3 separate regions of the Mus musculus genome follow, and all the other regions are linked to region 2. Evidence: chromatin loops called from intact Hi-C (ENCODE). Cell type or tissue: heart. All regions are shown on one strand.

Region 1 (8,000 bases), 150 kb before region 2:
CCCTGTAATCATCGTCTGCTCTGAAAGCAGTGTTACCTGCCTTCTTTATTTTTATTTCTTACTCTTATGTACACAGGTATTTTGCTTGCATGTGTATCTGTATACCACATGTAAGCAGTGCTTTCGGGGGCCAGAAGAGGGCATCACATCCCCTAGAACGGGAGTTAACGGGCAGTTAGCTGCCTTGTAGGTGCTGCAAATTGAGCCCAGGTTCCCTTTTAAGAGGGGCAAGTGTTCTCAACCACTGAGCCACCTCTCCAGCCCCAGAACCTGTAATACCTGTCCATTTGTCCCAGCACTGCTCGCTCTCTGGAGGAATGTACTTGGCAACTCTTCCCAGGCCGGCCCATTGTCCTCGGGACACCGCCTCCCTCTGCAGAGCCCCTGCTTGAGAGAGTGTGCGCCTCTCCAGGCCTTCTTTCAACTACTGTTTGCTGATGATAGCCCTTCTGGTTGACTCAGGAAAGACACCCTGACCTTTCAGTACTAACATTAATTCTAGTTACATCAATTTACCTGTGGCACTTAGCTCTGTAAAAGCTTGGTGTCAGGTTATGGGCTTATCAGTCTTTTATCAGTGTGACACCTGTTCTTTAAGGCGTTCATTTAAGGCTGTGTTCAGCATGGAGACCTGGAATGTATTTAAAGTAAACGGTACTGTCAGGAGTTAAGTCAGATCAATCTTTTGTGTAAATACTTGTTTTCCCAGGATTCATGTTATAATCCTCACTCGCCGCCGCCCCCCAAGATAGTATTGCAGAATGAGGCTTTTGGGAAATGTTTAGGTCATGGGAGCAATGCCCTTGTGAGTCTTCTAAGTACTCCATCCGCAAAGTCAAGACAGAGTAAGAAGTCTTCATTTATGAGCTAGAAAGCATGGTGCTCCCCAGACTCTGAGTCTGCCCCCACAACTATAAGAGATACATTCCTATTCATGTCCTGGGCTGGTCAGGGCATTTGGGTATAGTCGTCAGATACTTTCCTTCCATTCAGCTAAGCCTTTCCACTCACCCTTCAGTCCCTTGCCCTAAAATGCATGATCTTGTCTGACTGCCCTGGCTGGCTGAGGCCTTCCATGGCCATCTTACTAAAACAGCCGTGCCCTCGTACACTCTGCTCTTACTTTTCCTTGATCTGTTTCCTCCAAAGCAGGATCCTCGAGGAATCGAGGCTCCAAGGAGCACTATTCTCTCCCCAGTGCCTGCCTCATAGTAAACACAGGGTAGATAATTGCCAGGGAGTGGATGCATCTTGTCTGCAGGCTGTGAACAAGCAATGCTGGGTCCCTCAGTGCTCCTCAGTGCGTGACCAATACCAGGCACCCCATCCCTGATGTCTCACTCCGGGTCTCTCTCAGATGCTTAGGCCTCCCGTGGGGAGCTGAGCGCCTTAGGTAGTTTTAATGTCTTTGCCTCGAGAATACAAGCTCTGTGCAGGTAGGAAGTCATTAAACTTGGTAGTGATTGTCCCCTACTTGAGGATGACTGAAGAGTGTGTCTCAGCTTTCCCTCCAGGCAGGTAGGGAGGCTTAGAAGCCTCACCATCTCTCTCAGCTTCTCTCAGCTTTGTGAAGTCTTCATTTTTGTTATTTTACCACATTATCTGATATTTGCTTTAACCCCAAAGCAATTTCTATTTTTCCTCTCCTTCCTTTGACCTATTCAGAAATTGAATGCAAGTCATAGAGATTGCTCACTTTAGGATAAAGTGTTTTCCCCTAGTTGCTCTGCTTGGTCTCATACTGACTTTGGCAATATGTTCTAATTTTCTGGCTCATTCTGTTTTCACCTGGGTCTAGCTTGGCCTCTCTTCAACATGTCTCAGTAAAGCTTCCAGTAAAAGTACCTCCTCCTCCTCCTCCTCTTCCTCCTCCTCCTCCTCCCCCTTGCCCCCTCCTCCTCCTCCCCTCTGTCCTGCTTCCCTCTTACAATGCCTCTCTTTCCTCTCTGTGTGAGAGTTAGGCATCTGTTCTGCCAATCTTTCATCGCTTTGCTTCTCAATTAGACATCACTTTCAAAAATGAGTTCTTCCTTCTACAAACTAACTTTACCTTCATTGTTAGGATTAAAGGTGTGTGCTGAGGTTGTGTCTGTATTCCAGCCAGAGGGATGAAAGGTGTGTGCTAAGGACTGAGTCACACCACAACTAGAATGTTAGTGAATAACACAATCTTGGGGTTCACTGTGTGATCAGATATCCTTCAACAATGATGCTTTCATGTATGTTAGTGTATTTGGGGGGGACTTGTCTATCAGAGGACCTGTTTGCCTTACTGTGCCTTGAGAGCATGAGAGACTGCATCCTGAGGTGACAATCCTTCCCCTTCCAGCATATTGTCCTTCTTTTTCCCAGGTTGTGTCGACCCTCCTCATAAACATAATTCCAGAGGACTACGCCCCCCTGAACTTATCTGGAAAGGCAAAAATTGGCAGCAAAGCCTGGGTGAAGGAAAAGCCACGGCCTATCCCTGACTTTGACCCGGACTCCATGTGTGAGTCCCAGGTATGGCTGCCCTTTCTAAAGTGAATCTCTGTTCCTGGAGGTAGGCAGATGAACTTGAAAAAACAAGTTCAAAAACTGATGCTGTGCCTCAGAAGACAAGTTGTCTTTCCGATGTGGTCGGGGCTGCCCTCTGCCCTCTGGCTCTCATATGAAACGCCTGCTGATTTGGGAAGGCTTCCTAAAGCTGGTGCTGATACCTCAGTGTTTACAGCACAGAACTTGCTCTGTCCTTCAAGACCCCTGAGAGATGTGACTTAGCCAAATGCTGTGAGGTTCTCATTCCCACCTCCAGACATTCAGAACCAGGCTTAGAGGAGGCCAATGTGGTCACCCTCCATTACTTCACCCCTGTGAGAGCACACTCCCACCAAAGACTACCAAGGCCTCTGCGTGCTCGTGGTAAGCGAGCATCTCAGGTCTGCTGCTGGCTGTATTTTTAACAGGGCCTGCTCTCCTCTACCTCCCTCTTCCCTCTTTCTATTCATGGGGTGTTGGTTATTGAACCCAGGATCCCCTGAACGCTTAGCATGAACTCTACCAGTGAACCCCACCCCCACCCTGTGTCAGATGCCCTATGCAGACCTGGAGCAGCCACTGTTTTTCCCTGTATAGATCATCCACTTACTGTGTGCAGTTAAAAACTTAGCCAGTGTGTATTTGTCTCCCCCATCTAAAGTGTGTATTAGTTTCATATATTCCCTTCTACTTTCCCTGAAGGATTTGAGGCAGGTCACAGTAAAGGGACATAAACAATAAAACTAAATAGTACTTGGCTTATATGGGTAGCTCCTATAAGAGATGACCCCTGCAGCCCGGCTTTGGTGACCCTTCCCTACACAGGTGATCATCAGGGAAGGAGAGCTGCTCTGCGGAGTGCTGGACAAGGCACACTATGGGAGCTCTGCCTACGGCCTGGTCCACTGCTGCTATGAGATCTATGGGGGTGAGACCAGCGGCAGGGTTCTCACCTGCCTAGCCCGCCTCTTCACTGCCTACCTCCAGCTCTATAGAGGTTTCACCTTGGGTAAGTACCCTGCTTGTGGCCCTGGCTCTGTTCACCTTACAGGATGGCACCTAGGCAGTTTTCTTGGTCGATGTTTAGGCTCTTGCCATCAGTGCTATCCACTGACTTTGCACAGCCAGTGCTCCTTTCCCTCCAGCAGTGCAAAGCAACCCTCCCATCCCCGTTCTGTCCCTTCAACCCACTCGTTATGATAGCATAAACTCCTGCACCCAACTCACAAGTGAAAGCCAGACCTAACCAACAGCCGTGCTTGAAGCTCTTCTAGCCCAGGGCACAGACAGGAATGGTTCAGTGCACTGGTGACCTATGTGCCAAGGGTTGACAGAGCAAGCAAGGCCATGCTAGGAGGGAGGAGAGTTTGGGGGAGGGCTGCCTAATTGGCAGAGATCATCATTACAGGGATGGCCTGGATGCGACCTCATGCAGGGTCTGCTTTTATGCTTTTGGCTTCCACGGAAAGGAATCATCTCCTCCTCTTCCTGCTTGCATAGAGTCTTCAGAAGCCTCAGATTTCCAGCTACTGTAATGGGACTTCCAGATGTTTGCTCTTGCTCTTAAACAGTCAGTTGTTGCCTTCCCACTCAGATCTCTTAAGTCTGGCATTCTTGTGTAGAAACAAAACATTGTTGGGTTGAAAAGAAATTACTGTACTTGACGTGGATGCGTGCTTGCATGCATGCATACAGCTGTAGATCGGGTTCCTGGGATACTCACTGTCAGCCTCTCTTCTACTGCTGAACAGCCAAAATCTCTAGCCATTTCATCCCACATATATTTATTGGATGTAGCCAGCAGAGCTTCTGGCTAAAAAGCAGAAGTTTGAAACTTAAGCCTCGGCTTTCTTCTGTGTATCTCAGTTTTGAGCCCTAATTGTATCACTTACGAAAGAGAAGTTGTAGTGTTTAGGCCTCCATGAGCATTCATTAGTGTTAATATAGCTGTTCCAGAGTTTCTCTTACCTGTAGCTCTCAACTTTGGGTCAAAGCATCACCAAGTTTACTAGCCAGTGCAACATTAGGCCTGGGCCCTGTTGATCTTCTCTGTTTGACTTTGCAGGTGTAGAAGACATTTTGGTTAAGCCAAATGCAGATGTGGTGAGACAGCGTATCATTGAAGAATCTACCCAGTGTGGACCCCAGGTAAAGAGGAGGACTGGGAGGCTGTGGTCTGCTGTCCACCTTACAGAATAAAACCACGCCCTCCTTTGGCTAGAGCTTCCTGTTCCTTTCTTCGTTCTAGGCTGTCAAGGCTGCATTGAGCCTGCCAGAAACTGCATCATGTGATGAAATCCAAGGGAAATGGCAGGATGCCCATCTGAGCAAAGACCAGAGGGATTTTAACATGATTGATATGAAGTTCAAGGAGGAAGTGAACCATTACAGCAATGAGATTAACAAGGTTAGCCTGGCCATACAGTGCACAAATCCCCATCTTTTTGAATGCTGATTTCTGTTGGTTTGCTTTTAATTACATTTGATTCTCACCCTGAGCCTTTTAGATCAGCCCAACTAGGTGAAGTTTGAAGTTGGGTAGGTAGAATCCGTCTTTGTGAAGAGCTCACACAGAGTCTGGGAAGGCCTTGGTTTCATGCAAAAGAGGAACGCTTTGAGCAGCATTTCTAAATGTGTTTCCTTTGAAGTTGCTGCATTAAAGGGGCTGAAGAAAGAAGCCTGCCTGTAGAACCACTCCACTGTAGGTAGATGTACAGAATGAAAGGCAGAAGTCTCTGATGCTTGTGCAGCAGCACCAAGGGAATGCCTGGCCTCCTGTTGTACTTGGTCCTTGCTGTGTGACCTTAAGGAAGTCGTGTGCCTGGGCACTGAGTTGTTCTCACCGAGAAGCAGGCGTGTGAGGATGCTGAGCCCCTCCTCTGGCAGTCCTGGAGGAGATGGGACTCTGCATGGGTCAAGGTCACATGTGCTCTCCCTGTGCTCCAGAGCCTGGACTCCCCGTCTTGTGGTTTGGAGGAGCCACCAGCCAGGAGTCTGTCCTGAGCAAAGCAAGAACGAGGCTACTACTCAGCATCAGTCTGTCTGTGGATCCTCTCCCTGATGTTCAGTTGGTGGCCTAGAGAACAGCTCTCCTCAGTAGAAAGTTGTATTCAAGCCGGGCGTGGTGGTGCACGCCTTTAATCCCAGCACTCAGGAGGCAGAGGCAGGCGGATTTCTGAGTTCGAGGCCAGCCTGGTCTGCAGAGTGAGTTCCAGGACAGCCAGGGCTATACAGAGAAACCCTGTCTCGAAACCCCCCCCCCAAAAAGAAAGTTTTATTCAGAGGAGCCTTAGCACTGCCTGGGAAAGCAGGAGCCTTGCCCTCCAGAGCTGACAGCACATCTTAGAATAGATTCTTGTCCCGTGGCTCACTTCCTGCCCAGGCTCTGCCGCTCCTGTGCAGAGTTGGGTGTCTAGATCTCCAGACAAAGGCTGAAACAGATTCAGAACCCATGTCATTGTCCCCCAGGATCTCCCTGTGGGCTTCCTCACTTCTGCTGGCTTTTTGCTGAGGCAAGGCTCCCAACCCAGTGCTTGGTGTTGTGCTGGTGAGTGTGGACATTGGTAAAATGCTGGCTCTTTGGGGAAGCAAATGGTGCTTTCCTGTGCTGATTCATTAGTACCGTACCTTAGATTTTATTCTTTGTTTACATTTTTTTATTATCTTATTTTATATTCATTGATGTTTTGCCGACATGTTCTGTGTGAAAGTGTCAGATCCCCTGGAACTGGAGTTACAAGCAGCTGTGAACTGCCGTATAGGTGCTGGGAACTGAACCTGAGTCCTCTGGAATAACAGCCAGTGCTCTTAACCACTGAACTATCTTTCCAGCCCAGATTTTATTCTTATCAGTGTCTTATCTAGTCACTGTTCTATTGCTGTGAAGAGACACCATGACATGTAAGGCAGCTCTTATAAAGGAAAGCATATAATTGTGGGCTTGCTTACATTTTCAGTGGTTAGTCCGTTGTCATGACAGGGAGCATGGTGGCACGCAGGAGTCATGGTACTGGAGATGTAGCTGAGAGTTCTACATCCTGATCCATAGGCAGAGGCTTTTGAAACCTCCAGTGACACATTTCCTCTAACAAGGATCCTCTGATCCTTTAAGATAGTGTCACTCCATGGTGATGAGTCTCTGGGCTATTCTTATTCAAACCATATCTAGAGCCTCCCAGTTGCATTTGCCAGCTCCCCACCCCCAACCCTCCCCTGCTTCCCAGCCATTTATGTTTCCTTATTTGGTGAGGTTTGACCAGTGAATGGAACCTGGGGCTCCTGTGAGTGTGGCAGAGGCAGGACACATCTATAGGCTTTAGTGAAAGGATAATCCAGATAAGGCTTTCCTTTGTCTTAAATGCAGTTCACTCTTCTCTCTGGCTTTATTGGTTTTGTGTCATAGTTTTACCTTCTGAATGTGGGATTTCAAAAAAGATGAAGTCGCTGACCAATGTGTTGATTTAATCCACAGGCATGTATGCCTCTTGGCTTGCACAGACAGTTCCCCGAAAACAACCTGCAGATGATGGTGCAGTCAGGAGCCAAAGGGTCAACCGTGAACACGATGCAAGTATGAACAAAAGTAGCTCAGCCAGTTTGCCGGAGGGGTGGGCTGATGTCAGGAGTCAGCTTTCAGGTTTATTTCTGCTTTTAAAACATCTCCAGTCCATGTAAAATATAACTAACAAGACTAGAAAGCCCTGAAGCATATAGTAGTCAGTGCAGGTGCTAACCACTGTCAGGACTCAGACAGAGCTGATGGAAGTATGCAATTAGATTACATACCATATGAGGTGTATTATAACAACAGGCATTGGTCTGTTTATATATGCATGTTATATCTGCACATCATCCGTCTATGTAGAGTTTCAGTGAAAACCTTGATGTTGAAATAAGGAGATGCCTCAATCACTGAAGTGCTTGCTTCACAAGCCCAAGGACCTGCGCTCAGGGCTCCAGAATCCACGCAAAAAGCTGGGCATGGCAGTTGATGTAGTCCCCTTGTGGGTGGGGTAGGCAGATCCCCAAAGGTCATGCTGGTCAGCCATGCTAACCAAAATGATGAGTTTCAGGTTCAGTGAAAGACCCTGTTTCAAAACATGAAGGTGAAGAGAGATTAAGGAAATACCTAGTGTCAACCACTGGCCTTCACAATTACACACATGAATTCAAACACACACACACACACACACACACACACACACACACACACCACACAGAATCTTACAATGTTGTATGACTACTGCTTTCATTTACACTGTAAGCATTGTTCTAAGGATCATTTACCTCTTGAGTCTCATTATTGTCCCAGAGTTCCTTGGTGCTATGGAGACATTTTCACAGATCTTAGTGTCTGTTTTGATGTGGGGTGGTTGTTGTTGTTGTTTTCAGTCCTTGGGGGTCTCTTAGAGAGTATGCACCATCCTTAGGTGAGTGCCAAGACAGTGTGGACGAGAGGCTGAGCAGATGAGTGGGCTGACTTC
Region 2 (8,000 bases):
TCTAATCAGCATAGGGCCCTATAATTTAAATACTCATCTTATAAACAGATAAAAATAGATTAATTGGGACTGGGGAAGTGGCTCAGTGGGAAAGAGCACTTGCTGAAGACCTTAGTTCAAATCCCCAAACCCCACATAAAAGCTGTGCATGGCCACCTGTACTGGAACCCCAGTGCTGCGGTGGGGGAAGGGCTGATTCCAGGAGCTTACTGGCCAGCCAGCCTAGCTACAAGTTCACTGAGAGATGCTGTCTCAGGGAATAAGATGAAGTGGCTCAGAGACACCCCCTGTCCCATCCTGACCTCCACATGCATGCAAAGACTTGCATATACTAGATGAATGTATACACAGAGTCCTACACACATGCACACACACACACACACACACACACATACACACACACACACACACTTTTTAAAAAATGTTTTCTGAAAATACATGATTGATTCTGTTTACAACTCAATTACCAAAACATTTTTCAATCATATTCCATCACTTTGAAGCAAGTGTTTTAAATGAAGTCTTCATTCTGTTATATAAAATAATAAGAAGAGCCGGGCAGTGGTGGTGCACAACTTTAATCCCAGCACTTAGGAGCCAGAGGGAGTTGGATTTCTGAGTTCAAGGCCAGCCTGGTGTACAGAGAAAGTTCCAGGACAGCCAGGACTATACAGAGAAACCCTGTCTCAAATAACAAAACAAAACAAAACAAAACAAAACAAACAAAAGAAAAGAAAAAGATGCCATTTCTATAGAAATGAATGAATGAAAGGTAACAAAAATAAAAATAGAGAAAGATGCATACTCAAGAATCTTTTTAAAAGACTTATTTTTAGTTTGTATGTATGAGTATTTTGTCTGCATGTATGTCTGAGTACCACATGCATGCAGTGGCCACGGAGGCCCGAAGAGGGCATTGGATCACCTGGAACTCGAGTTACAGGGACATGTCCACAGCCCCGTCAAGGATCTTTATAATTGGGTACCATGAATTGTTTTGCTGTAACAGGGTCTTATGTAGCACAGGCTCGCATCAAACTGGCTGTGTAGCTGAAGATGACCTTGAACTTCTGATCCTCTTTCGTCCACTCCAGTACACTGGGATTCATTCCATTCATGTACTACCCCACCCAATCGTTTATGCTGTTTTGATTAGTGATGGGCAGTTAGTTTTGTTCACCTTTTGTGTCATGAGATTATTATACAATAGTTTTGACTGTGGAGATTCTCTGAAAGGGTCCCGGAGACAACAAGGAGGACACAGACCGTATTTATCTTTTTTTTTTTAAACTTCAAACAGAACCCACCCAATAGAACCAAAAGTTAGACAAACTTACCAAAATAGAATATTGCAGCTCACAAGGGGAGGGTGAGAGGACGTCATTAGATTAACTAATGTAGTAAATGGAAAAAGTGAATTTAGGAAGTGGTAGCTGCTATCTCTGATTTATTAGTAGTCCTACTGTATGGTAGCCAGAGTCTGGAAGCTTCTCTGAAGCCACTCAGTAAACCATTGAAATCTAGTGGCTGATTCTAGTGTGTTATTTGGGGACTTTGGGAGCAGGTCTTCTTTTCCTTCACTAAGTGTCAACTAGGTGACAGAGCTCATGAATATTTGAAACAAATGTCCCAGGAGACTAAGACAGAAGGTAGAGTTCACTTCTTACACTTCATTGCCCTCAACTTACACCTACTCTTGTAAGGCAGGATGCTTCCAGCTTCCAGGACAGCCCTTACTGCTAAGAGGGTGGGGCTCCACACAGGGAGATGTGGGAGAGAACCAAGGCACAGAGATGTCAGAGCATCAGACCACACAGGCAGGCCTCAGGCTGGTCCAATAGTAGGAGAGTGAGCGGCTCTGCAATCTTTTTCCTGCTATAGTCATTCCAGGCAGCTAGCTAGTGTCTGACCAGCCTTGGCCAACCCACTGGCTTTAGCCACATGTCAGGCTTTCTTCCATCTTTTTTTCCCTTTCTAGACTATTTCCAGTGTCCTCGCTTTAAAATCATACAGATTTGTTGTTTTGGATAGCCATGAAAGTAGAATCCACCTACTCCGTTCTTTCCTATGTCTTTATTCTTGGCATTGACTACCCAGAGAGCATCCCCCAGTTCCCAGGCGACCATGTTCTACTCTCCACCCTGGAGAAAGAGCAAAGAGAGCAAGCTGCTGTAAAAAGGAAAACTGATAACGGCTCTTGGCTCAGGGTCTAGGATCTTCCTTCTCAAAATGAGAGGGTTATTGTTCGGTAAAAGATGGATAGCCATGCTTGATTGGGGCTGGAGAAGGGAGTTCTAAAAGCTAGCCCAGGGCCTCTTCCTGTTTGTACAGGCTGACAAGCTTCCACTACAAAGCTTCAATTTTCTCAGCTGATACACAGATCTAGCACGGGACCTTGAGCAGACCCAAAAAGGAGTTTGCTATGCAGTCACCAAGAAAACTGGAGCTGTTATCTTGGAAAGCGTGCCTCCTGACTATCAGAATGCCCCTTTGTGGTTAAATGTTCTTGAGGTCGAAGGCAAGCTATTCCAATATAACAAAGACTATGGCACTAGGGGATTTCCCACACACACATGCAGTAACAAAGGGTCTGCATCCTCAGAAGAACTTGGCTACATTATATCATTTACTCTGCGCTTTGGATCCCTTTCTTGTCGGCTTTTCTAGAAGATCATGGGGAAAAATATCCTAAAAGGGAGATCCAGTCCGGTTTTAGGCCTTTTTAATGCACCAATTTTGGGATTTATTAAATGTGTTTTTAAAAATCGTATGGCATTTCCTTTCCAAAATAAGGTGTGAGAGGCCAGGGCCTCTCTAGCTTTCAGACAAATAAGATTTGAGCGCTCCAAGCCCAGGTTCTGTTCCTGCTTCGGCCTCCAAATGACTTCAAAGCTACTCACCCTCAGTCCCACACAGACCTCAGTTCCTTCTCCTGTTAAAACAAGTTGGTTGGCTTTGGTAACTAGCACAGTAACAACCGTGTAGCCTAATCGTTCTCAACCTTCCTAATGCTGCGACCCTTTAATACACTTCCTCAAGTTGTGGTGGTAACCCCTGACCATAAAAAGTATTTTCGTTGATACTTCATAACTGTAATTCCACTACTGTTGTGAATCGTAAATGTAAATAAACGTGTCTTCCATTGGTATTAGGCGACCCCCAGGTTGAGAACCGCTGATTTAGCTTGTCCTGGTATTTGTCTCTTGGGTCTCAGGAACCCAGGACCAGTAATTACCTGAAGACCAGTGGGCAGCTGGCGAATAAAGCACGTGACTACGTCAAGCCCCTTAGTTCCCCAGCTCCGACTCCTAATTGGATGCTCAGTCAAAGCCTTTAACCGGTCCAGAGCCACCTTAGGTTCTCCGGAACGCCTTCCACTATCTAATCACGCGCAAGCCTGGGGAGAGTTGAAGAGATCCCCGAGCGCGGGGCACCCTCATCCTAGGCTGCCTGGCGCCCCACCTACTTCTCGGCTGGAGTTGTCCCGCTCCCCCTCGCACTAGCAGTCGGAGGGGGCGGGGGGACAGTCCGCTCGCAGGCGGGGCCTCGGCGCACTCTGATTGGTCTCCCTTATCCTCGTGACGCGCGACCCCGCCCCCGCCTACCCCCACCCCCCTCAGCATCCGCGCGGGGGAGCGGACTGTCCGGGGCTGAATTGGCGCGAGCGCGGCGCCGGGGGCTGGCTGGGGCGCGGGGCCCCGGGCTGGCGGCTTGCCAGCGCTCCCTCCCTAGCATGCACACAGAGGCGGTGGGCGGCGCGGCGCGGAGGCCCCAGAAGCTGCGAAGCCAAGCAGCGGCACCTGCCTGCCGAGGTACGTGGCGCAGCCCCCAGTCGGCAGAGCGGACACCGGGGAGCCCAGATAGCGGCGATCCGCCTTTGCGATACCCCAGGCCCAGCGGCTCCTCCCCAGCCCTGCGACGCCGGACGCGCCTGCTAGGGGACACGGGCGGAGGGTCGCGGCCCCTGGCTGCCTACATGGGCGCCCCCGGCGCAGCCTGCGCAGGTGTGGACGCGGCGCTGCGGGTAAGGATGACCTGCCCCGCGTGGCAGGTCCAGCCAGAGTGGCCCTCTTCACGTCGCTTGGTTCTGGGATTTTAATTCATTGCTGGAACCTTCTGAGCCGGCAGAGTCGAATAGACTCAGTGTCTCCCTTGACTGCTTTGGGGAACCTTGTACAGGGTAACTAGTGGCGCCTGAACCCTCCTGGTGCATCCATGTGGGTAGACGTGCAGTGTGAAAGTGGGTAGCTTTCTGCTGGCAGAAATTCACTGGTGACCTTCCCTGCCCCCTCTCTGCGGCCAGTCCTGCGGAGGAGACACATTGGGAGACCGTTTTGGTTTCTTGGAAATTTTAAGCTGTGTCCTGACGAGGGGACGCGTTCTTTGTGCGCTGTTTTATTTGTTTGTTTTGCGGAGAGGGTGTTAGAGAACAATTGGTAGGACCCCAGTAAATGAAAGCTCTTGTCCCTACTGCACATCAGCTGGATGACCTTGGCAGACACTGATATCCTCCTGTGGGGAGCTTGCTCTCCAGGTCTGTACTGGAAGACTTAACTTGCTGTTGGCTTGGGTCTCTTCCACAATGAGTTTGTGGTTTTAACCATTTAGAATAAATATGTCAATTGGCGAGAACTCTGTAGAATCACTAGCTGACTTGGAAATGAAATTTTTATACCTTTCCCCCCAGTAATTCAGTCTTAATTCACATATATGAATTTTGCCTTTGCAAAATTAGGTGTAAATGTAAGTAGATGTACTTAAAAGGAGGAAGAGGCATTTTTATGTGTTGTGCTTTTTCTGGGACCGATGGGTTTCAGGTTCCTTCAGCCAAGAGCTGTGCTGGGTTTTAGACTTACAAAGGAAGGAGACTCACACTCATCTCTGCCCTCTGGTGTCTAGCCAAGCCTTCCCTTGGTTTATGACTGTAAATCCTCTTCTACCTGCAGCCCTACGCAAATGCTGGGCCTGAGAAGAGGGATTTGTCTGCTGAAAGAAAGGACCAGAAAAGTAGGTTTTGGTTTCTTTTGTGTAATTCCATATCCTGACAGCTCAGAATGGTTTCTCACATTGCTGGTTGCAGGGCTAGGAATTGTCTGATTTCCAAGTTTTTGGTCAAGAGAATATTAATATGAGCTTCCAGAGCACTGTAGTCAGAGTGCTGCATCTCCTGACACTCATGTCTGCTATGTGGTCGGTGCTGTGGCTATCAGGCTGATAGTGTTTTCTTTGAGACTTGAAAAGAAATTGAGATGATTGGAGGTTTGGGTGGCTGTTTTGTTGGTTGGTCGGTCCGTTGGTTGGTTGGTTGGTTTGGGTTTTTGAGTCGGGGATAGCATGCTGTTCAGGCTGGCTTTGAATTCACTGGTGCATCCGAAGCTGGCCTTGAACCACTGATCCAAGTGCTGGGATCACAGACTTGTGCCAACATGCCTGGCTTAAACAGAGTAAGAGGAGGTGTGACAAGGCTTCTGGAAAATGGCATGCTGGGGGCTGGCAGGAAATTCTAAAAGCACACATTTATGATGATTCTGCAAATGCATTCAGCTTGACATACACTGGTCACTGCCCCATGTCATCAAAACAAGTCAAATGGGTGACTGGACAGGGAGGTAATCAAGAAACACACCTGTCGTTGGCTTGCCTCCTCCACCTCTTGCTCCCTTACTGGGCTTGCAAAGTAGTAGAGAATTAGCAGCTGTCTCTTGGCAGATTAATGGTGTGCTGGGTAGTTTTTAATGTCAACTTGATGTAACTTGGAATTATTTGAGAAAAGAAAGCATCATTTGAAAAAAAATGCCCTTACCAGATTGTCCTGGAGGCAAGCCTGGGAGACAGTTTCTTAAGTGGGGAGGGCCCAGCTCATTGTGGGCTAGTGGTCCTGAGTTGTATGAGAAAGAAGGTTTAGCAATCTCTGGGGACCAAGTCAGTAAGCAGTGTTCTTCCATACTCTCAGCATCAGCTCCTGCCTCTAGATTCCTGCAGTGTATCAGTTTCTGTCCTAACTTCCCTCAGTGATGGACTGCAACGTGGAATTGTAAGCTGAAATTAAACCCTTTTTTTTCTCCCAGTTGCTTTGGGTCATGGTGTTACAGCAGTAGAAACCCTAACCAAGACATGTGGGGAGGAGAAAGAGTCACCCTCCACGTCTATCTAGCTTTAGAGGAGGACTTTATTCTGCTCTGCTTATGGAACCAAGAGAACAGCCGTCACCCTCCAAGAGCATGCTCTTCATTCCAGTCTGGCTGGGAAGGCTTGGCATAGAAACAACTGGGAATATATAATATATATATATATATATATATATATATATATATATATATATATATATATATATACAATAACAGCGGAGGATGGAGAAGCAAGGACTGGATCAGCGTGGGTGGCAGGTGTTAGCAGAGGGGGTGTGGGAGGAAGCCATAAATATGGATGGTGGCATTAGAGCTCTCCCGGGAGAGAAACCCAGGAGCACTCCCATAGAGGGAATTAGTGGGGTGTGTGAAGGAGCAGGGGGAAAAATGAAGTGAGAGGCTCCATCAATCGGTATTAACTTACCTGAACACCAGATGAGGTTTGTTCCTCTTTAAATGTTGTGTAGGTACTTGGAGCACGTTTGTTCATTTCAGCACTTGGGAGATAGAGGCAGGGGGATAGGAGGATTGGGAGTCCAAGATCAGCTGCTGCTATAGAGCAAGTTAAAAGTCAGCTGGGGTATAGGAGATGCTGTCATGATAGATACACACACACACACACACACACACACACACACACACACACACGAAGCCAGTGAGATGGCTCAGTGGGCTAAGGTGCATGCTGCCTAGTGACCTGAATTCAGTCTCCAGAGCCCACACAGTAGAAGGAAAGAACTAACTCAGTTCTCTCCTGACCTCCACGTTTAGAAACGTGTGTAGGGAAAAGCAGAGCCACCTAAAGTAACATGTGCCACCCTCAGATCAAGGGACAGAAAACACCAGGACCTGTGTCCTACCCAGTCAGTCACCGCCTCTCCTAGCAGTTACCCTGGTCTGACCTGCTTCTCTCACACCGTGCTGACTTGGAAACCTGTGGCGTGTGTCTTCCTTTATAAGCACTAAGTGACAGGGAAGGAGCAGGGAACCCCGTGCTGCCTGTGGTTCAGTGCTGTGGCTCGCGGTGGTCACAGGGTAAGTTTGGTGCCTCTTGTCTGTCATCAGTTGTTGAATGTCAAGCAACTTCCAGTGTTTGTCCGCCCCAGGTAGTGCCGCTGTCACTGCTCTGCAGGTGCCTGGCTTTGGTAAGGCATGCCTTGAGTGTGTTATGGGAACCTGCAGGGCAGTAGGACACACACCCCCACCCCACCCCCCAGGCAAAGCTCTTTTAGTCTAGTCTCAGAATGAACCATGGCGGGAGCTCCTTCATCCTCAAGGATGAAGGCAGCAGTTCCAGATGATGGTGCTGGCGGTGCTTTTTCAGTAGGAAGTCTCTGCCAGGCCCTGTTCTATGCGGCCCCAGGAAGATCAGTCCTACAGAGTCCTGGCTCTCCTTGGGTCTTAGCACAGGGCAGGCTGAGCTCCAAGAGCCTCTTGAAGTGGAGAATGTGTCTAGTTGACCACTTAGTTTGCTCTTAGTCTCCACCCAGCTGAATGCAAACAAACCTCCACCCAGTCTGTTTCACTTACCTACAGGAAAAGCCTTTTCTTGCTTGAGTTTTTAAGCAATAGAAAGCATTTTGACAATACGCAGGGGTGAATTTTTGGATCATGAATGAACCCCTGTACTCTGGCATTCTCTTTTCCCCCTCAGGTTTAAAACCATCCGGGGTTATAATAGGTTGGTATCATGTGACTGGGTTTGATAAGCTCAACAAACAGCGTGTGAAAGGTCTACTTTATGAATAATAAATACTTAAGTCTTTTTGAACATTGAAGCCACTTTTAAAGGTGTTTGTTTTCAGGCAAGGGTTCGTAAAATCCAGTCTGGCTTTGAGTTTTGACTCCCACCCCCCTTCCGCCCCCCAGTGC
Region 3 (8,000 bases), 170 kb before region 2:
AGGACTCATAGTAGCTGAAGAGAACCAACTCCCAAAAGCAATGAGAAGACAGCTTCCCTGTGTGTGTGTGCACAGTGGCACATATGTCCTCACACTCACACAATTGAAAAATCACCTCCCCACATTTACTACTGTTTCCCTGACCCTCTCTGCTGGGTCCTGGGTCCATGAGACAATGCTGCTTGTTTTCTTCCAAGGCCTCATTCATGCTAGGTGCCTATTCAACACTTATCTATATCCTAGCCCAATAATGTTCATTTAGAAAAGCTAACACTGAAATCAATCTGAATGTCCAAATAGAAGAGTGTGGTTAAATAAATTAGGAAATCTCCTCAGTAGAGTATCGTGCAGCCATAGAAATGATGATTGGAGCTGGGCATGGTTGCATAGACTAAGCCCAGCACTTGAGAGGTGGAGACAGGAGGATCAGGACTTCAAGGCTAACCTGGGCTACTTAAGGTTGTCTCAGTAACAAGCAAAAAAGTGTTTAGATGAAAGCTATATAGCAATTGTCTATGTGTCCCTCTTATAGCACCAAATGAACAGAATTTTGATGAAAATAAATCCATGCAAGATTTTCGGGTTTTTTGAAGTAATACCTCACTGTAGCCCACATTGTCCTAGAACTAATGATCCTCCGCCTCGTCCTCCTAAGTCCTGGGGTGACAGGCCTGTGCCACCAACCTGGCACAGTCTCAATGTCATGTACGGTATTTACATGAACCAAAGCACTAGAAAAGAAAGTTTAAAAGTGAAAATAGTTATGTTAGTAATATGAGCGAGTGGGAATGCCCTGGTGTATTCTTCCACTCTGGTTTTATATAATAGTGTCTTGTGTTCGTTACTCCCGAAATCAGAGTGTGGGTGGAGATCCGGGCTGAGGAGCTGCTTCTCTGTAGAATGATGTTTACGGTTGTTGAAAGAATGGGGGGAATATGGGTCTATCTCACTACAGAAGGAGTGCCGGAAGCTCCAGGAATTGACAAGGCTCAGATGGGGAAACGAGGGTACCTGACCCCAAGCAGCGCCCAAGAACACCTTTTCGCCATTTGGAAGAATGAAGGTACTAGAGAAATTGTCTGTCTGTCTGTGGATTTGATTTCCTGGATCATTTTATTAGTCCACCCTCTTACTACCTTAACTGAAGTTCTAATTAATGTAGCTCCCACCTGTAATTTCTCCACTGGTCTGGGGCAAGCTTCAGGGCACATTGACTTAGAGCCATTAAGAAGCAAGGTAGGTCACACCCCCTACCAAGAACTTGGTGCAGCCGAGCCCAGTCACTGCTGCACTACTGCATTCTGGAAGGCTTATTGTCACTCATCTTTTTCAGATGTCCACTAAAAGGGATGTTTTAGCTGGGCAGGTGGCACACACCTTTAGTCTCAGCACTTGGGAGGCAGAGGTAGGTGGATCTCTTGAGTTCAAGGCATGGTCTATATAGTGAGTTCCAAGAAAGCCAAAGCTACTTAGTGAGACCATCTTGAAACCCCCCCCCCCAAAAAAAAGATCTTGTAAACATTCATTCTATGCAGATTCCTTCTGTGAATCAGAGTGAACTTTTGTATGTTTCAGTTCCCTGCAAAAAGGGAAATCTTCCCCTTTCTGAATACATAAGATGGCCAGTGCAGAGACCTCGAAGTCCTCAGCCATCTTCCAAGATGGTGTCAGGGCACTAACGATGGTCTCTGCAAAGGAAGTGCTCTGGGCACTGATTGGTCTCTGCACAGGAAGTGTTCTGGGCACTGATTGGTCTCTGCACAGGAAGTGTTCTGGGCACTGATTGGTCTCTGCACAGGAAGTGTTCTGGGCACTGATTGGTCTCTGCACAGGAAGTGTTCTGGGCACTGATTGGTCTCTGCACAGGAAGTGCTCTGGGCACTGATTGGTCTCTGCACAGGAAGCTCATAGACAACCATGGTATCGCCAGGATTACAAGAGTGGAAAAGTACCGCATTCGTTAAGTGCTTTCTGTGGCAGGCTTTACTCAGGCTTGGTTCATTTTCTCCAAGCAGTTTTAGGTCAGCTTACTTACGTCTCTGATCCAGTTTGCAGAAGAGCCCTCTTCACATACCTATAGAGAAAGGATGTTCCATTATCTTTTGTTTTTAAGAGACTAAACTTTATTTGACTTGATTTTTTTTTTTTATTTTGATTAATTTTGTTCAGAGTCCAAAATAGCAAACATTTTTTTTGTTTGTTTTTTGTTTTTCGAGACAGGGTTTCTCTGTGTAGCCCTGGCTGTCCTGGAACTCAGTTTATAGACCAGTCTGGCCTTGAACTCAGAAATCCGCCTGCCTCTGCCTCTGCTGGGATTACAGGCTGTGCCACCACGCCCCTGCTTGCAAACATTTTGTTATGTATGTAAGATTCCACACCTAGGAGGGAGGGTGACTTAAGCTTCCTGTTTCTTCATAGCTCATTTCCTTACTGAAGTACCGTTGGCCCTCAGCATCTTCATCTTATCTTACTGCATACAAGCTGTCCTATGCCCAGGCTGACTTTGTTTGTTTTTATAAGAAGTATTTTCTTATTCTGCATAGCATCCCATATCCTGTTTTGATTTGTTTTTTTTTTCTTAGTAACATTTTTATGTTTTTATGCATAAATGGCTTAAATGGTCTTGTTGGTTACTTTATTTCAACACAGGATTCTTTCTGAATTATCTTTTTTCGGGATTGGATGATATTGGCCCAGAGTCCAGTTTCAACCCCAGTATGTTCTTTCTAGACTTCATAGTCGTACCGCCATCCAGGTAACTCCTTTTAACTTACTCTGCATGAAAAGGGTGGGCTGAGGAATTGAGCAGGGTCACGTAGGAGGGCCTGGAAGGGTTGGGCCACTGAGAAATCAAACAGCTGTCAAACCAAGGTTGCAGGTAGTGGCCTGAGCATTCTCTGTCATTTGGTTGTCCTAGACATAGGTGGTTGTTTCTAGTGGACTGAGCTGTGCTTCTTTCAGTAAATAGTTAGGAGGCTGAAAAACATTCATGAAGCCTGTATGCCACCCTGTAGGTACCGTCCCGTCAATCGCCTGGGTGACCAGATGTTCACTAATGGCCAGACAGTAAACTTGCAAGCTGTCATGAAGGATGCAGTTTTGATCCGGAAACTTCTGGCGTTGATGGCCCAAGAACAGAAACTGCCCTGTGAGATGACAGAACTCACCATAGACAAGGTCAGAGCTGCCTCGGTGTTGATACAATGTCTTGGTTAAGGACAGGTTTGGTAAGAACTACACACTTGGTTCTAACTGTGTGGACACAGATGTTGTGGCTGCTGCAAGATGCTACCTGCAGTGGGCAGCACCCCTGGTTGGCAGTGTGACTTGTTAGGACAAGTGCAGGCCTGATTATAGATAAATGTAGGTATTGTTTGGGTTCAATATCCAAAGATCATGCCAGTGGTTTTAGTCACTTTGATTTCTTGGACGCATCTTCACTATACAGTGTATGACATTTATGGTGAGGTTTCACACCCAGGCTGTTCTTGGAGGTCTCAGTAGTCATCTTCCCTCCGGCTCTAAGGATGTGTGTGTTGGCTCAGAAAGGTCTTTAGCAATGGAGCCAGGAAGACGATGTAGAATGGGATTTTCTAGAATAAGACCATCCCCACTGACAGTTACCTAGCCCTTTCCAGGTCTTACATCAAACTCTGTAAATTAAAGCTAAATTGGGTATTCAAAGTGACTTGCCAAGGTCACTCCATCCCTGAACTGTGGTCAGGATGTAAATAGAATGGCTTTTTCTAGCTTTGGAGAGACAGACCTCTCATATTCCATGTCATTTGCTCAGACAGTGCTGCTATAAGCCAGGGTTGTCCCAGGGTGACACCATTGTCTCCTGGGCACATAGCTTTGGATGACTTCTTGACCCTTTGTCTGGTTCTACTGAACTTTACTGATGAGTCAGTGTGGATGTGCTTTTAACAGCATAAGAAAGAGTTGCCATCTGCAGGTCCTGGTCCAGTGTGGAAGACTGAAGACCATAGGATAATCAAATCCAATGAGTAGGAATGAGAATTTTATTTTAGTGACCCTTAAGAGTAGAGACTAGCTTTTGTCAATAGTAACAGGGCTCTATCTCTAGGGGGAAAAAAAAAAAACAAACAATACTGTCTTGATCCCTCGGCTAATTTCCCTTTAATTAATTAGACATATTCTTGTTTTTTTCCTATTTGTGTTCATCATTGTATTCCCATGGCACTGATCTCTCAGGAGCTGTCCCCTAGGGACTAGGGACATACCAGAAGCCAGGGGACAAGGTCTTGTTCATTTCAACAGCAATCATGTGACTATAAGCAGTGAGTTTGACTAGACAGGCCTCTGCCATCATGCAGGTGGTGAAAGGACTGTAATGTTGTCTGCAGAACTATATGTACCCTCCAAGATGACTCCTTTATTCCCTGGTAATGGGGACAAACCCAGATTATCACTGTGGCATTGTCATCTGCCTTCACACACTGTTTGTAGCCAGATGGGGCCAGTAGGTGGTGCTCTAAGGACCTCTGTGTTTCTCTTCCCTGGGTAGGTAAGAAGAAGAGTCAGGATTAGGGATAGAAATATTTTTACATGATTAGATAAATATTTAAGCTTGAGGATGAGCCAGTTAGCTTAGTCTAACCCACTTGGGGACTCACATTATAACTGGTGACATACAGTATTATATGGCAAACATTTTTCTTAAGAAATTATTCTACCTGCATTAAAATAATAGTAATGTTATTTGGTGGTGGTGGCTGTTATTATTATTATTGTTATTGTTATTATTATTATTATTATTATTATTATTATTATTATTTGGAGACAGGGTCTCATGTATGTAGCCCATGCTGGCCTTTAAGTTACCATATAGCCAGGGCTGCCCTTAAACTTCTGATGCCCTGCTGCCACCTTCCAAGTGCTGGGCTTACTGTGTGCCCCATCGCTGCCAGTTTCTGTGCTGCTGGAGATGGAGCCAGGGCTTCCAGCAAGCTAGGCAAGCCCTCCACCGCACTTTTATGAATTCACTAATGTTTTCCTAACCCTGTAACTGAAGTAGCAGTTCCATATGAAACTGTTGTCTGGTGGGACCCTCAGCAACAGAGTGCCCACGGGAAGGGCTGCTAAGACCCCCTTGGTTTGGGTGGACTAGACATTAAGAAGCTTAAGATAGAACCTGCTTACGTTATTTTTTAAATCTTAGTGTAGTTTTGATTTTGAGACCAGATTTTGCTCTCCTACCTCTACTTCTCAAGTGGCTGATAATTATAGATATATGCAATGCTGCTGTGCTGATGAATTTTGAGTTCATTTTATAACTAAAAGAGACAAGCTGATACATTCATAGAGGGGCTGGAGCTGATGTGTACTACTGATACACACTAACAAGTACAGTACCATCTGTCAGCTTCCAGGGCTTCTTTTCTTTTTTTAATATAAAGATTTAATTTATATGAATATGGTGTAGCTGTCTCCAGTCACACCATAAGAGGGCATTGGATCCCATTACAGATGAGTCACCATGTGATTGCTGGGATTTGAACTCAGGACCTCTGGAAGAGCAGTCAGTGCTGTTAACCTCTGAACCATCTCTCCAGCCCCCTTCCTGCTCCCCTTTTTGTTTCTCATTAAGGGCTAGGTTGAGTAACCAAGTGTTTTTTCAATCACTCCTATTTTCCTGCCTTTATCTTCCCAGGAAAATGACTCCTCAGTGGCTATCGACCGATCCTTCCTGGGTTTGCTTCCAGGCCCGTCTCTCACAGATAAACTTTACAACATTTGGATTCGCCTTCAGAGCCACGTCAATATTGTGTTTGACAGTGAGATGGACAAATTGATGTTGGAAAAGTACCCTGGCATAAGACAGGTGAGCAGTGAATTGGATTCCGATCACATGTTGGTGAGGGTCAGCAGCTAACAACTGGTCTGCATCCCCGGCTCGCGTCTGCATGTGTAGAAATAAGTGCACATTATACTCACTGTTTCAGAAGCAAGAAGACAGTAGACATGACTGAACTATTTAATATTCTGGCACTTTTTTGCTCTGTGTAGATCCTAGAGAAGAAGGAAGGCCTGTTCCGGAAGCACATGATGGGAAAGCGAGTTGACTACGCAGCCCGCTCGGTCATCTGCCCAGACATGTACATCAACACCAATGAGATCGGAATCCCCATGGTACGTGTTTGTGGGCAGGCCTCATTTTGCTACTGGTGGCTGGGAGATAGGTGTGCCATCAAGGGCTGGGGACAGAGTTGATGGTAGATCAACATGGCTCCAATGGGGACAGCTTCCACTGCTTCACATGTGGAAGGAACTTGAGGTACAAAATGGTTTTGCCATCCTAGAAGACTTTTGCCCCAGAGCACCTTAACCTAGTCTTTAAACCTTTCTTGTCCAACTGAGTCCATGACGGGAGAAGAGGAGGGCAGGGATGTCAGTCCGACTTGAGTGTCTGGCAGTGGAGATGGGAGAGAGCCCTCAGAAGGACAGCGAGTGTGTATCATCTGTCTCTCCCAGTTCCAGGGGTGAGTGGCTTGCCTGGTCACCCATTAGCGCTCCTTGGCGAGCCAGCTTCCTTTTCTCACTTCCCCGCCAGTTAAAGCCTTGGTGCTCATTAGCAGCACTCTCTAGCCGACTTCCTCCTTAATGGGCCTCGAGGTCAATAATTCGAGGACGGTTTAATTCCCTCTGTGCAGAGTTTCATTTCCTTACACGCCACCCTGCCTCTCTTGGGGCAGCTGGTAATAAGCAGAGCTAAAGTGTTCTGAGTCTTGGGCACAGTTTGGCTTCCTGGGCCTGATGTGTCAAGAACAGGCAGAGAGCACAGTTCCTGGGTTCATTGCCTCCCGGGAACCAGAGGTCTTCGCATCCAAAAGCTGAAATATATACCAAGGAAAGCCAGTCATAATATCCTTAAGTTTGAATCTCTGGGAGGAAAGGCCTGGTAGGCAGAAGGTAGAAGCCATCCAGGCTCTGACCTCAGTGCCTGGAGTGTCCCCAGCTTTGCCTTGTACCTCCATAGCATTCTGATCTTTTCTTTTTAAGATCTGGGTTTATTTGCTAATAGCTTGTATCCTGAGGAGAGACTCTAATGCTCTCCACCTTATTGACCCCCACCTTAACCCAAAATCTCAGAGCCATGTAGGCCTGAGGTTAATACAGGGTGACCAGGAAGAACAGTGCTAACCCTGCTCCCCTCCCCCACAGTGCACCAGAGGGGTTATGGGAACAAGAAGGTGAGAGAAAATGAGACTAAGCTAACCTGGCAGGGTTCCACACACCGGAGCACTGCCTCCTAAAGCTGTGGGCCGAGTGATGGGCAAACAGTAAACAAGCCCATTAGCTCGAAGTGAAGGAGGCGGGGCTCTACACTGCTCCCACATACAGACCTGGAGCTTTCACATCCTGGGCTCTGGAGTCTGTGTGTGTGTTGAAGGAGCAAGTAAGTGAACATCTGTGACTCGGAAACTTACTTCGCTGGAGAGAACTCACTTGCTTTAGAGCAAGTTTCAGGCCTAGTGTTGACAGAAGAACACTTCACGTTCTCAGGGGTCAGAATTGCAAATCCATTTCCTCTTCAGCGCCACTCTCTGATGCCATGCCTGGGCTCAGTGGAGGTCACTAAGCAGTTAGTGACACCTGCTGGGATGGGGAGGGGTGTGGTCGCTTTCAAGCAAGTGCCCCGTACTACCCCTTTGGCAACACAGACTTTATTGGCGGACAGGAAAGGGTGACGTTTTGGTGGGTGTACATTTAAGAGAACTAATCTGTAAGTTGCCCTGTCTGTTCCCTTAAGAGAGCAAGCCTAGCAAAATAGTTCAGCAAAGGAGACATGTTGCTCTGCCTGTAGAAAGGCCTTGGCTAAGCAAGACAGCTCTCCACAGTTTGGGAAGAAACCAGGCAGCTCATTTTGTTAGCTTTTGTATTCCTGTAACCTTTGTCTGCCCATTCTGAATTTTAACATGCCATCCTTCTTTCTAGGTATTTGCCACAAAACTGACTTACCCTCAGCCAGTTACCCC

What was found. Peaks named below come from ENCODE experiments on the same cell type or tissue, not always from the same donor. Only the 100,000 strongest peaks of a DNase experiment are listed, where the experiment ranks them.
Region 1: it touches region 2 in a loop (2.8-fold over the local background); 7 of 42 quality-filtered maps call a loop at or near these places.
Region 3: it touches region 2 in a loop (4-fold over the local background); 9 of 42 quality-filtered maps call a loop at or near these places.

The regions. Positions count from the first base shown.
Region 1 is chr6:71,945,998-71,953,997 of GRCm38, forward strand. Polr1a (polymerase (RNA) I polypeptide A) reads left to right here. Exons shown (of 34, transcript NM_009088.3): 15 at 2,353-2,502; 16 at 3,343-3,526; 17 at 4,583-4,665; 18 at 4,766-4,924; 19 at 6,989-7,087. Among named protein-coding and RNA genes, the nearest start is that of Gm26628, 14 kb to the right of the region's middle. In heart, a CTCF peak has its summit at 152 (motif pointing right); DNase peaks (open chromatin) are centred at 3,934 and 4,784; H3K27ac peaks cover 702 bases.
Region 2 is chr6:72,093,971-72,101,970 of GRCm38, forward strand. St3gal5 (ST3 beta-galactoside alpha-2,3-sialyltransferase 5) reads left to right here and starts at 3,638. Exons shown (of 7, transcript NM_001035228.2): 1 at 3,638-3,812. The coding sequence starts at 3,734. In heart, CTCF peaks have their summits at 3,793, 3,994 and 4,889 (motif pointing left); a DNase peak (open chromatin) is centred at 3,551; H3K4me3 peaks cover 3,848 bases; H3K27ac peaks cover 5,622 bases.
Region 3 is chr6:71,923,635-71,931,634 of GRCm38, forward strand. It overlaps Polr1a (polymerase (RNA) I polypeptide A), which reads left to right. Exons shown (of 34, transcript NM_009088.3): 7 at 956-1,063; 8 at 2,650-2,755; 9 at 3,015-3,177; 10 at 5,675-5,845; 11 at 6,031-6,153; 12 at 7,960-8,000. Among named protein-coding and RNA genes, the nearest start is that of Polr1a, 19 kb to the left of the region's middle. In heart, a CTCF peak has its summit at 4,495 (motif pointing right); a DNase peak (open chromatin) is centred at 6,587.